2 separate regions of the Homo sapiens genome follow, and region 2 is linked to region 1. Evidence: chromatin contacts called from ENCODE Hi-C or POLR2A ChIA-PET data. All regions are on one chromosome and are shown on one strand. Each heading gives the region's core, a stretch centred on a gene start or an enhancer-like site at or near the end of the contact. The rest is flanking DNA. Distances are from core to core; before and after follow the strand shown.

Region 1 (5,783 bases), core at 2,009-4,508:
TGGGGGGCAAGTCACTTCACATCACAGGGCCTCAGTTTCTTCATCTGAAAAATGGGTGGAATTCCTGTCACTCTCAAGGTGGTTGTGGAAATCCAAAGAGATTACCCACGTATCCCATCTACACTCTGCCTCAGACTCCATTTAAGGACGCTGTTGTCATTACTATGGGTGTCTCCTCCTCTGCCCTGCCCTGCCCAGGAATATCCCAACCCTCTCTGCCTGCCAATACCTACTCCAGGCCCACTCCTCCATGAAGCCTCCCAGGCTTGCCCCAGCATGCTGGAACTGCCCCTGTGGTACAGATGGCTCAGGCCCATGAACTTAATTGCATGCTGCCCTGGCAGAACTCTTGTCTTCCAGCTTCAGGCTGTCATTTAACTTCATGTCTCTATTTTAAAACGTAAACCAGATGGCATCACTGCCCTGCCTGAAACTTTACAACAGTTTCCCACCTTCTGGAAGAAAAACTGCAATCTCCTTACTGTGACCCACAAACCCCTGCAGAATCGCTGCTCTGGGTTCATCTTCTGCTCCAACCATGTGATTCCAAACTTGGTCCAGCCTAAAGACCTTGGCCTTGCCCATCTCTCTCTCTTTTTTTTTTTTCGAGATGGAGTCTTGCTCTGTCACCCAGGTTGGAGTGCAGTGGCGCCATCTCAGCTCACTGCAACCTCCACCTCCTGGGTTCAAACGATTCTTCTGCCCTAGCCTCCTGAGTAGCTGGGATTACAGGCACGCACCACCACATCCGGCTAATTTTTGTATTTTTATTTTGTATTTGTTTATTTTTATTTATTTATTTATTTTTGAGACGGAGTTTCATTCTTGTTGCCCAGGTTGGAGTGCAATGGCGCGATCTTGGCTCACCGCAACCTCTGCCTACCGGGTTCAAGCGATTCTCTCCTGCCTCAGCCTCCCATGTAGCTGTGATTACAGGCATGTGCCACCACGCCCAGCTTATTTTATATTTTTAGTAGAGACAGGGTTTCTCCATGTTGGTCAGGCTGGTCTTGAACTCCTGACCTCAGGTGATCTGCCTGCCTCGGCCTCCCAAAGTGCTGGGATTACAGGCATAAGCCACCACGCCTGGCCTATTTTTATTTTTTTTTGAGATGGAGTCTCGCTCTGTAGCCCAGGCTGGAGTGCAGTGGCACGATCTCAGCTCACTGCAACCTCCGCCTCCCGGGTTCAAGCGATTCTCCTGCCTCAGCCTCCTGAGTAGCTGGGCTTACAGGCGTGCGCCACCACACCCAGCTAATTTTCATATTTTTAGGAGAGAGGGGGTTTCACCATGTTGATCAGGCTGGTCTCAAACTCCTGACCTCTTGACCCACCTGTCTCAGCCTCCCAAAGTGCTGGGATTACAGGGGTGAGCCATGCCCCTAGCCAATTTTTGTATTTTTAGTAGAGACAGGGTTTCCCCATGTTGGCCAGGCTGGTCTCAAACTCCTGACCTCAAGCAACCCACCCGCCTCGGCCTCCCAAAGTGCTGGGATTACAGGCGTGAGCCACCGCGCCCGGGCCCCCTTGCCTGATCTTTGCTGGGCTGGCACCCCTTGCCCACAACTACTCTCTACAGTACCACCCGCTCATATTTTATTCATAGCAGTTAGTGCCATCTGAAATTATCTTCTTTATTTACTTGCTAACTTGTTTGTTGGCTGCTTCCTTCCTTTCAGAGTGCCAACTCCTCAAAAGTAGGGATTTTGTTTTGTTCACTGTTGCATTTTCTGTGCCAAGAACAGTGCCTAGCACATGCACGTAGCAGGTGCTCACTAAATATTTGTAGACTGAGTGAATGAATGTGTCTCAGGTCCTCGTTCTGATTGCTCTCTGTGCTCCCCATCCTTGAAACAGCCCCCTAAACATGCCTGCTGTGCGGTTGCCAACTGTCCTAGGCTCCCCACTTTCCCTGGCTCCCCTCACACCTGAACACAGAGATGAAGAGCCACTTCAGCCCGGATATTGAGTGTTTGGGCTGGAATTTCAGCATCCTCACCCCCTCATCCTGGGAAGGGCCTGAAACTTAGCAACCCCACGGCCACACAGAAGCAGTGTGGCCAGCAGGAGGAGGGGAAGGGGGTTCCTGGGAGCACACAGAAGCTAGGGGAAGGGGGAAACCACGCCCAGGCTCCCCGTTCCAGCACAGTGTTGCTTTGGAGAGAAGGAGGGAAAGAGGCCTCTGATTCACTCTTGAAAAACCGGCTCCTGGGTGTTTCCGGGGAGAACGCCTACTTCCCAGCCTCGGCCCAGGTTGCCAGGGGGGAACCCAGTGGGCCCAGACCCCAGCATCCTGGCCCCCTGCAGACGCCACTCTCTTCTCTGGACCCAGGTAGTTAGACCTGCCCTCTCCAGCTCTGGGGAGAAGGGAAAGGAGGGCAGCTTCCTGTTTGAGTGGCTGGTAAAGCAAAAGACCAGCAGGTGTGGCCCTGATGATGAGTACGGGGTAGGGGGTGGGAGGGGTAGGGGGCCGGAGCTACTCAGCAACAACTGAGCCGTGGAGTTATTGGTATCCAGTCTAGTGGGTGTGACTCCAGTTCTGGACCCTGGGGCATGAGTTCCAGTCCCAGATGTGCCAGTTACTAGCTGTGTGACCTTGGGCAAGTCACTCCACCTCTCTGGGTAGGCTGCCTCACCTTTTTTACAAGAAGGCACAGCACCTCCCATGAGGTGTTTAGAGTCAATTATCCTCATGGTAAATGCCTGACACGGAAGCTCTCCAATAAATGCTAGCTGAGGTGGAGTTTTTCATGACGATTATTATTCAGACCGTGGTCCTCACTGCGTCCCCCCCAAGGCCCTGGAGGGTTCAGACGCGGTTAGCTCAGGGGAAGTGCCCAGGAAAGGGTCAGAAACACTGACCCCGCGCCTGTCCACGCTGGGATGGGGACAGTCCAGCCGGGGGACGGGGGGAGGGGCAAGCCCAGAAACCCCAGCCCAGCGTTGGGAGGCGTTTGTCCCCTGCCCGCCAGCAGGAAGGGAGCTGCCCCCACCACCCCCCACCCCCGCTTCCCCTGGGAAGGGGCCTCCGGCATCCCCGCGCGCAGCCTAGACCTCCAGTCGCGTCCACGGCGCCGGCCCCACCCTGCAGGATCGGCCGGATCCTCGCAGGCCCGCGACCCCCGAGGCCCCCGGAGCAGACACATCCTTCTCGCAGAGGCCACTCACCTGCTCCGCCGCCGCCGCCGCCGCCGCCGCCGCCGCCGCTGCCTCCGCCTCCCCGTGCGCACCCGGCTCGGCCCTCCGCAAACTCCAGACCGGGCCTCTCCCGCAGCGGCGCCTGGGGGGCGGGGCCGACGCCCGCGGCCGGCCAATCAGCGGCTGCCTCTCGGTGCTCGCAGCCAATCCGCGTCTTCCGCTTCGGGTGGACCCGACGGAAACATTCCAGAGGGATCCCTCCGCCTCGCCCGGCTCTTCCCGACTCCTCCCCTCGCCGCGAAGCAGTGGACCGTTCCGCCCCGCCTAAGCCGCGGCTGGCTGTACCACCGGAGGGCTGAGGAGGGGGGGGAGCTGCAGCTGGGCCCCGGCCAATCGCGAGGGAGGAAGGAGACAAGCGGCCAATGGGAAGGAAGCTGGGGCCCCTGAACCACGTGCTGTCGGCTGAGTGTCAGTCTCGGGTGCCCTGGGTGGTGAGGGGCGGGGGAGTCAGGTGACCTAGGCCAGGTTTCGGGGAAAGGATTCGAACTTCCGACGTCCAGGAAAGCGGACAGTTTAGGAGACCTGGGTGGGGGTCAATGGCAGTCCCCAACCCAGTTCCCTGCCCGGCCTCCTCTGCCCCAGCCTGGCCATCCTCGGAGCGGATAAAAAGATGCATTCAATCTCTGGGGGCGGGCGGGGGATCGAGATGAATAGGGAGGGTCCCGAGTTTCCCTGCTTCCTGGGCTGTACAATGGACAAAGGCATTCATTCATTCATTCGTTCACTCACTCATCAAATATTTAATGTGCCAGACTGCTCCGTGCCAGACTCTGTCCTACCTCTGAAGACGCGTCAGTGAATAAGCTGAATGTGCTCCTGGTAGAGGTAACAGAGCGTGCAAAAGCCGGACAGAGAGATACAGCACGCTTTAGGATACTGCAATATCGTGGGAGCTAGTAAATCAGTGTGGAAAGGCAAGATGCAATGAAAGACAAGGGTGAGATAGTTTATCTGCTTGTTGGTTTGTTTATGTGCTAGGTCACAGAAGGTACCCAGCCAGCCTTTCATAGATCTGTCTCCTCCATCTGACTGTGAGGGTGGAGGCTGAGTCTCTCTTGTCAACCCCTCACTCCCACCTCAGGCTGCCACACGGCAGGTTCTCAGCAAACCTGTGTGGACAAATAGACCATGTAGTTTATAAGGAAGGGGGATTTATCAGGTGGACACAGATCCAAGAAACAAGAGTCACAAATGCACCTGGACCAGGCCAGGACGCTCAGTTCCCGGGACAAGTGAGATTTCCTTGTTCTAGTTCAAACCCAGCCACTTGGACAGCAACTGGGGCTGAATGCTGTGTGTTCTGGGAACTGTAGTTCCTGGAAGCCTCTAAGTGCTGAGACCCTGCTCAAGCTCCATAGAAAGACTGGTTCTTTGCAGTTCCCAGGGTGAGATGTTGTGCATATCAGTCCCACCAGGACCTGCAGAGGGGCAAACTAAAATGGGAGATGGAACCTTGAGCTTTGCTGCTGAGGATTGCCTAGCCAGCCCCACCCAGCTGGCAAACACCGAGATTGCTGTGGCAGGCCAGGCAACAGGCACAGCTATTGTCCGTCCCTTCCTGTTCTGCTGACCTCTGCCATCCCACTGAGCAATCAGTTGCCTGGGCTGGCCAGTACCCTCTGTGGGACTGTGCTGCCTGCCCTGCTTGAGCCTGGCATCTAAGCTGCCCCCTGCACACTTGGAGAGGACGGGATGCTGAGCCCAGGGGACAGCATGACTGAGGCTGCAGAGTCCTGAGCCAGACTCCAACTGGCTCCTGTTTCCTGATGAGGAAGTGCCCGGAGAAGGGGTGATGGGATTGTGGGATTGCTCAAGACACAGAGCAGCACTGGGCACCTCCTTTCTGAATTTTTTTTTTTTTTTTTTTGAGACAGTGTCTAGCTCCGTTGGCCAGGCTGGAATGCAGTGGCAGGATCTCAGCTCACTGCAACCTCCACCTCCTAGGCTCAAGTAATCCTCCCATCTTAGCCTACCGAGTAGCTGGGACCACAGGCATGTACCACCACACCTGGCTAATTTTTGTTGTTGTTGTTGTTTGTTTGTTTGTTTTTTTGAGACGGAGCCTCACTCTGTCACCCAGGCTGCAGTGCAGTGGTGCAATCTCAGCTTACTGCAACCTCCGCTTCTCAGGTTCGAGCAATTCTCACGCCTCAGTCTCCTGAGTAGCTGGGATTACAGCGTGCGCCATCATGCTCGGCTAAATTTTTTGTATTTTTAAAAGAGACGGGGTTTCGCCATGTTGGCCAGGCTGGTCTCGAACTCCTGGCCTCAAGTGATCCACCTGCCTCGTCCTCCTGAAATGCTGGGATTACAGGCATGAGCCACTGCACGCAGTCTATTCCTTTGTTTGTCTGTTTGTTTGTTTTGAGACAGAGTTCCACTCTTGTTGCCCAGGCTGGAGTGCAATGGCGCAATCTCGGCTCACTGCAACCTCCACCTCCCAGGTTCAAGCGATTCTCCTGCCTCAACCTCCTGATTAGCTGGGATTACAGGCACCCGCCACCACATCTGGCTAGTTTTGTATTTTTAGTAGAGACAGGGTTTCATCCTGTTGGCCAGGCCGGTCTCGAACTCCTGGCCTCAAG
Region 2 (5,783 bases), core at 1,868-4,367, 650 kb before region 1:
ACTGGGCACTGCAGACCCCTCCCGGGGAGGGGGGCCTGGGTCTGGGTATTGCCCTGGGATGCCACCAAACAGGAACCCCCACTTGCTCCAGTTCCACAGCGCCTTCTCCAGCCTTAGGAAGTTCCTCCTCTTATCCTACCTAACCCTCTCCTGCTGCCATAGAAAAGACTTTCTGGTCCCAGGCCATGCAGCCCCTGGGTCTGGGTCCCCTCCCCCTAGGCTTCCCGGCACCCTCCCCCACCCGCTGGGACCTCTGGGAAACTCCCCGGGCTCCCGGAGTAGCTCTGGGAGCAAGGCCCTCCCTGGATCCCTCCCTCTTTCCCGGTGTGCCTGTCTTTCCCGCTCCATCCTCCAGCCTCCACCGGGAGGAACGCGGCTGCATTGTTCCTCAGGAGGAGGCCCTGCCTCGGGGCCTGGCCCAGTGCCCAGGTGGGTGGCCAGGAACAAAACTCTGAGATCGAGGGGCGGGGTGCCCTCTGCAACCATGCCAGTCTCCTTGGGCATGTCCCGCTGCCATCTGCCCTCTCCAGGACTCGACAAAGGCCGATGGACCCCTATCCACCACCCACGACCACCATCGTGTCACAGTGGGGGTCTGGAACCCGCAGGACCCTTCCCAGACCTGGGTGGGCATTGCTTTGGGGGATGATGTTTTCCACTCAGCCCCCAATATTTTTGAAGTGTCATCCTTGGGGCTAGGGATCCAATTCTTCATCCACGTCCTGGGTGGTAAGATAGCAGCCTCCCCTTTTGAGTAACTCTGGGGGTGGGGGCGCGGGGGTACCCAGCAGCAGGCCAGGCCCTCCAAGGGACTGGAGGGACTAGTTGGATGCTTCTGTGTCACCTTGCACCCCAGAATTCCTCCAGGGTCCCCCATTTCATCAGCTCAGCTGGCTCTCACCTTGCTACCTGGTGGAACTGGGGAGAGGGAGTTAGGAGCCACACCCAGCTACCATCCCGTGGGGCCCAGCCCTGGGGACTCCAGGGCCTTTTCTTCCCTGTGGGGCCCAAGGGGCAGGCTGGCCCAGGATGCAGGATCTGACAGGTTGGGGCAGGAGGGGGCAGAGCCGCCTAGTGGGGCCCCAGGGGAAGATTTGGGGTGGCACAGAATTCCCCAACTCAGGGTGGGGCGCAGAAGGTGGGAGCAACTTACCACATGGCCTTCTGAGCAGCTACACACAAGAATGGCATTTCCAGGGCGGGCCTGGGGTGGGGGTGGGGGTCTCCCTGTAAGGGACACACGCACACAGACAAACTTGTCATTGCAAAAGTAGAAAGTGACCAAATTACAATGACAAACAAAACTCGGATCTCTACCGCATCCCCATCCATATTGCCCCTCCAGAATTCCCTTCACCCCATAATAAGGCCTTCCATCCAGACATTGCCTGTCCCGTCATCAGTCCAATTCACATTCAGGGAGAACACCTCCTCCATGCTGGCCTCTGGGGATACCTCTTCCCCCAGATTTTTTTTTTATCTAATTTTCGCTGTTCTGTTGCCTGTGGCTTGGACCACACCCCGGCTCACTAGTATCCCTCAGCCCAGGCTTGGAGGGTCCTCCCAGAACCCCCACCTCTCCCTCTGGGTCCCTTGACATTTACTTCCACAGGCCCCGGTCCTGAGCCTGCCGGTTTACCCAGGGGACAGCAGGTGAGGGAGTGATGAAGGGACAGGGCGAAGGTGAGACCAGGTCAAGTGGTCAAATGGCATGGCACACACACACACACACACACACACACACACACACACCACACACCCTTTTGTTCATTCTACAAACATTGAGTGCCTGCTGTATGTATGTCAGGCTCTGTTCCGGGCATTTGGGGACACAGAAGAGAACAAAACAGAAAAAAAAATCCCTGTACTTTTGGGACCAGCATCTATGGGAGAAACAAACATGATAAGCAGATAGATAGGTATAAAGATATATAATGTGGCCAGGAGCGGTGGCTCATGCCTGTCTTCCCAGCACTTTGGGAGGCTGAGGCAGCCTGATCACTTGAGGTCGGGAGTTCGAGACAAGCCTGGCCAACATGGTGAAACCCCGTCTCTACTAAAAATACAACAATTAGCCGGGCATGGTGGCGCACGCCTGTACCCAGCTACTCGGGAGGCTGAGGCAGGAGAATCATTTGAACCAGGAGGCGGAGGTTGTAGTGAGCCAAGATTGCTCCACTGGACTCCAGCCTGAGCGACACAGGGAAACCCTGTCTCAAAAAAAAATTATATATCTATATATATTTTTAAAAATTACATATCTATATATTTAAAAATTATATATCTATATATATTTTAAAATTATGTGTCTATATGTTTAAAAATTATATATATATTGTTTTAAATTATATTATATATATATATATATATATATATAAAATGTGTTGGGTGGAAAGTCTATGGGTAATCTAGAAAAAGGCAAGAGAGATGAGAGATGAAATGAGTGGAGGTTAGGTCAGGAAAGTCCTCCCTGAGGAGGAGGTGACTTTGAACAAAGACTTTTAGGCACTGAGGGAAAAGCCAGGAAGACATCGAGAGGAAGAGAGTTCCAGGTAGAGAACGGCCAGTGCACAGGCTTTGCGGTAGGACGGTGCCTGGAACATTGGAAAACCAGCAAAGCAGACCGGTTTCATGGAGGCAGAGAGAGGAGTGGAATGGAAGAAGAACAAAGATTTGTTTTGTTTTGTTTTGTTTGAGAAGGAGTCTCACTCTGTCGCCCAGGCTGGAGTGCATTGTCACAATCTTGGCTCACTGAAACCTCTGCCTCCCCAGTTCAAGCGATTCTCCTGCCTCAGCCTCCCAAGTAGCTGGGATTACAGGCGTGCACCACCATGCTCGGCTAATTTTTCTATTTTTAGTAGAGACAGGGTTTCACCATATTGGCCAGGCTGATCTTGAACTCCTGACTTCAAGTGATCCGCCCGCCTCAGCCTCCCAAAGTGCTGGGATGACAGGTGTGAGCCACAGCGCCAGGCCCTACACCCCAGCTTTCTAGCTGGATGTCTTTGGGATGGCTTTGGGGCCAGGCGATTACACTTCCTAAGCCTCAGTTTTGTCGGCTGAAAAATGGGGCTGAAAATGCGCAATTTGCAGTTGTTACCAGGCTTTGAGGTGAGACGTGTGATGTGCTGATCGCAGGTAGAAAGAGGGTAAGTGATACACCAGGTACACCTGGATCAAGGGACCCTGACAGGCCCAGCCGGCCCACAGGTCACCCCAGCTCACATGCAGGGCTGCCTGCTGGGCCCCATGGCAACGCCACACACAGAGACATCAAACAGGCCCTGCCGAGGAAGTCCCACGTCACTGCGGTTAGAGTGGCTCCTCCCAGCCCAGCCCCCGGCTGGCGGCAGTGACCCCCATGCCAGTCAGGGCCCCTGCCTCCTGTTGCCCTGGCGACCAGCTGTGTTATGGACTGAGCCGGGATCCCACCACATCCCTGCCCCCTCACCAGGGCACCAGCCACTCCCCACATCCGGAGAAGGACATTACACGGTGGCCCCAGCTCACCGTGACAAACTCAATTGCCTGGTGTCTGGAGCACCAGGAAAGACTTTGTCTACCTACATAATGGTTCAGAAGGGCAGAGAGGTCCCAGGGATCTGTGGGGACTCCCAGCCAGGTGCCTGAAATCCCCGGGGAAGGGTCCCAGTATTGCTCAAGGGCACTGGTGGGGCAGGTCAGACAGGAATAGACCCCAGGCCTGGCCCAGCCCCCACCTCAGGAATGACTCACCACCCACCCAGCTCCCGATGACATCAAGGCCTGGCCTGCCACCCTGACCTGGCCCCAGGCCAGAACTGGGGGGGCGCACCCAAGAAGTGTCACATCTGGCTGTCCCTGCCTGGCTGGGATCTGGTACGCAGAGGGTTAAGGAGAGCCCTTCTGGGGGTCTCCCCCCCATCCCATCCCCCCCACTTTCCCGGGGATTTCGGGCCCCAGCCCCTCTGACGTCACTGGGGGTTGCTATGGCAACTGGCCGAAGTTCCCAAATAAAATTACCGCGGGCGGGTTAAGTTTCCTAGGAGGCAGCCGACGGGTAAACAATGGCGGTGGCAGGCGGGGCCGGCGAGAGGCCGTCTCCCCCTCTTACCCCCGACTCTGCTGGGACCTGGGGGTCCCTGGGGCGAGGGGCAGGGTCCCCCTCCCTGCCCAGGATCTGAGAGCCCTCGAGCCAGCGAGGGGATTGGCGCCCAGATGAGGGACAGCGAGGCCACGACCCACATGAGCGGGGGATGGGGACGAGGGGTCTTTGGAGGGGAGGCTGGGGCGGCGGGGAACAAAGAGGGGACCGGAGGCCTGGGGATCCACCCTCCACACACCCTCCCCCCTAACCCCGCTCCCGGCCGGCCGCCAGTCCAGCTGTGGCTGTTCCCAGCTCCCTGGCTCCCCACATCTGGCGGGCCGCGCGCTCACTTCCTGTCGCCCCGGCTGCCTGGAGGGAGGTAAAAATAACCCGCCCCCTCCCCCTGCCGGCGGCGCAGACGGCGGATCCTCCCAGCCTGGAGGAGGGCGAGGCCGAGCCTCAGCCGGGAGAGGAGGCCCCCTGAGGCCGCCTCCCGTCCCTCCCAGTGCCTCGCTGTCCTGGCAGGAGGGGGGCAAGTAGGGGTGCCACAGAGCCTAGGCTGCGCTGGGGGACTGGGGAAGCGCATCCCATGAGAAAGGCCCTTAGCTGGGTCACCAGGAACCCAGGGAACCATAGTGTCCAACCACCCCCACCAATCCCGTGGGGGAGGGGGTTCAAGTTCTGAGAGTTGAGGGACTGCAGCCAACATGCCTGGGTTCCAATCGAGGGTCACCCACTTCCTAACCTAACAGTATAAACAAGTTACCAAAAAAAAAAAAAAGCCCCCCCCCCGCACACACACGACAAGAGCAAAACTGCTCCAGGCCTCAGTTTACCTAGCTGTAAAATGGGCATGATAGCAGTACTCACTTCAAAGTGCATTTGTTGGGTTAGGAGTGTCAACTCACTCTATAATCCCAAAACTTTGGGAGGCTGTGGCAGGAGGATCGCTTGAACTTAGGAGTTTGAGACCAGCCTAGGCAACATAGTGAGACCCCCATCTCTACGAAAAAGTGAATAAGTAAAATGAAAACACATAAAAAAGAAAAATAAAGTGCATTTATTCCCTGAGTGTTAGCTATGATCGTTTCCCCCTCCCCAGGGGCCCCTGAGACCCACCCCCCTCCACCAAGTACAGTTCCCAGATGAGACACAGGACACCCAGTGAAACTTAATTTTTCAGATACACAGCGGATCTCTTTTTTTAGTATAAGTATGTCCCATGCAATTTTGGGGACATCGCTATACTAAAAAAAAAGTTTTATACTAAAAAAAAATTACTTGTTCTGTATCTGAAATTCAAATTTAACTGATGTCCTGTATTTTTTATTTGTTAAATCTGCCAACTGTATCCTTAAGTCACCATCATCTCTGGCCTAAATATATTCCAACAGCCACCTCCCTGGTCCTCTCCGACTTTCCTTATGCCTTCTAGCCATTCTCCAGAGACAGCCCGTTAAATCCAATCACGTGTCCCCTCTACCTTCCACTTGGAAAAGTTCCTGGTGTCCCAACCTCTCCCGCAGGAAGGTCCTGCCTGTTATTCGCCAACTCCCGAGCATCCTTCAGTTCCCAGGGTATCACCTCCTCCGAGAAGCCCTCCTCACCTTCTTGGCTTTAGACTGTCCAGGATCCCTGTAACTCAGCCATCTCCCCAACTCAACCATTTGAGTGATTGACTTGGTCATGTGAGCCAAATGGACATTTCTTACAGGAC

What was found. A loop is a pair of places that touch in the nucleus more often than their neighbours do. ChIA-PET counts read pairs that join two places held with the same protein, here RNA polymerase II (POLR2A). Pooled maps may share reads with other maps.
Region 2: a pooled map shows a loop between it and region 1 (3-fold over the local background). The contact joins the enhancer-like site here to the promoter of GIPC1 in region 1. A Hi-C loop is called at or near these places in 1 of 168 maps with a recorded cell type or tissue (PC-9) and 4 of 50 pooled maps. POLR2A ChIA-PET finds 5 or more read pairs at or near these places in 1 of 52 experiments (MCF 10A).

What each region holds. Positions count from the first base shown.
Region 1 is chr19:14,492,869-14,498,651 of GRCh38, forward strand. It overlaps GIPC1 (GIPC PDZ domain containing family member 1), which reads right to left and starts at 3,259. Exons shown (of 9, transcript NM_005716.4): 1 at 3,169-3,259; 2 at 1-44. RefSeq lists enhancers at 2,574-3,500, 4,781-5,280 and silencers at 3,163-3,392, 3,533-3,592.
Region 2 is chr19:13,843,385-13,849,167 of GRCh38, forward strand. No RefSeq gene overlaps it. Among named protein-coding and RNA genes, the nearest start is that of MIR23AHG, 3.4 kb to the left of the region's middle. RefSeq lists an enhancer at 3,607-3,786 and silencers at 4,367-4,636, 4,457-4,662. Within about 2 kb of position 3,118, at least 41 of the 41 ENCODE cell types and tissues checked have a DNase peak (open chromatin) inside an H3K27ac peak, as active enhancers do; they include PC-9, where a contact is called at or near this core.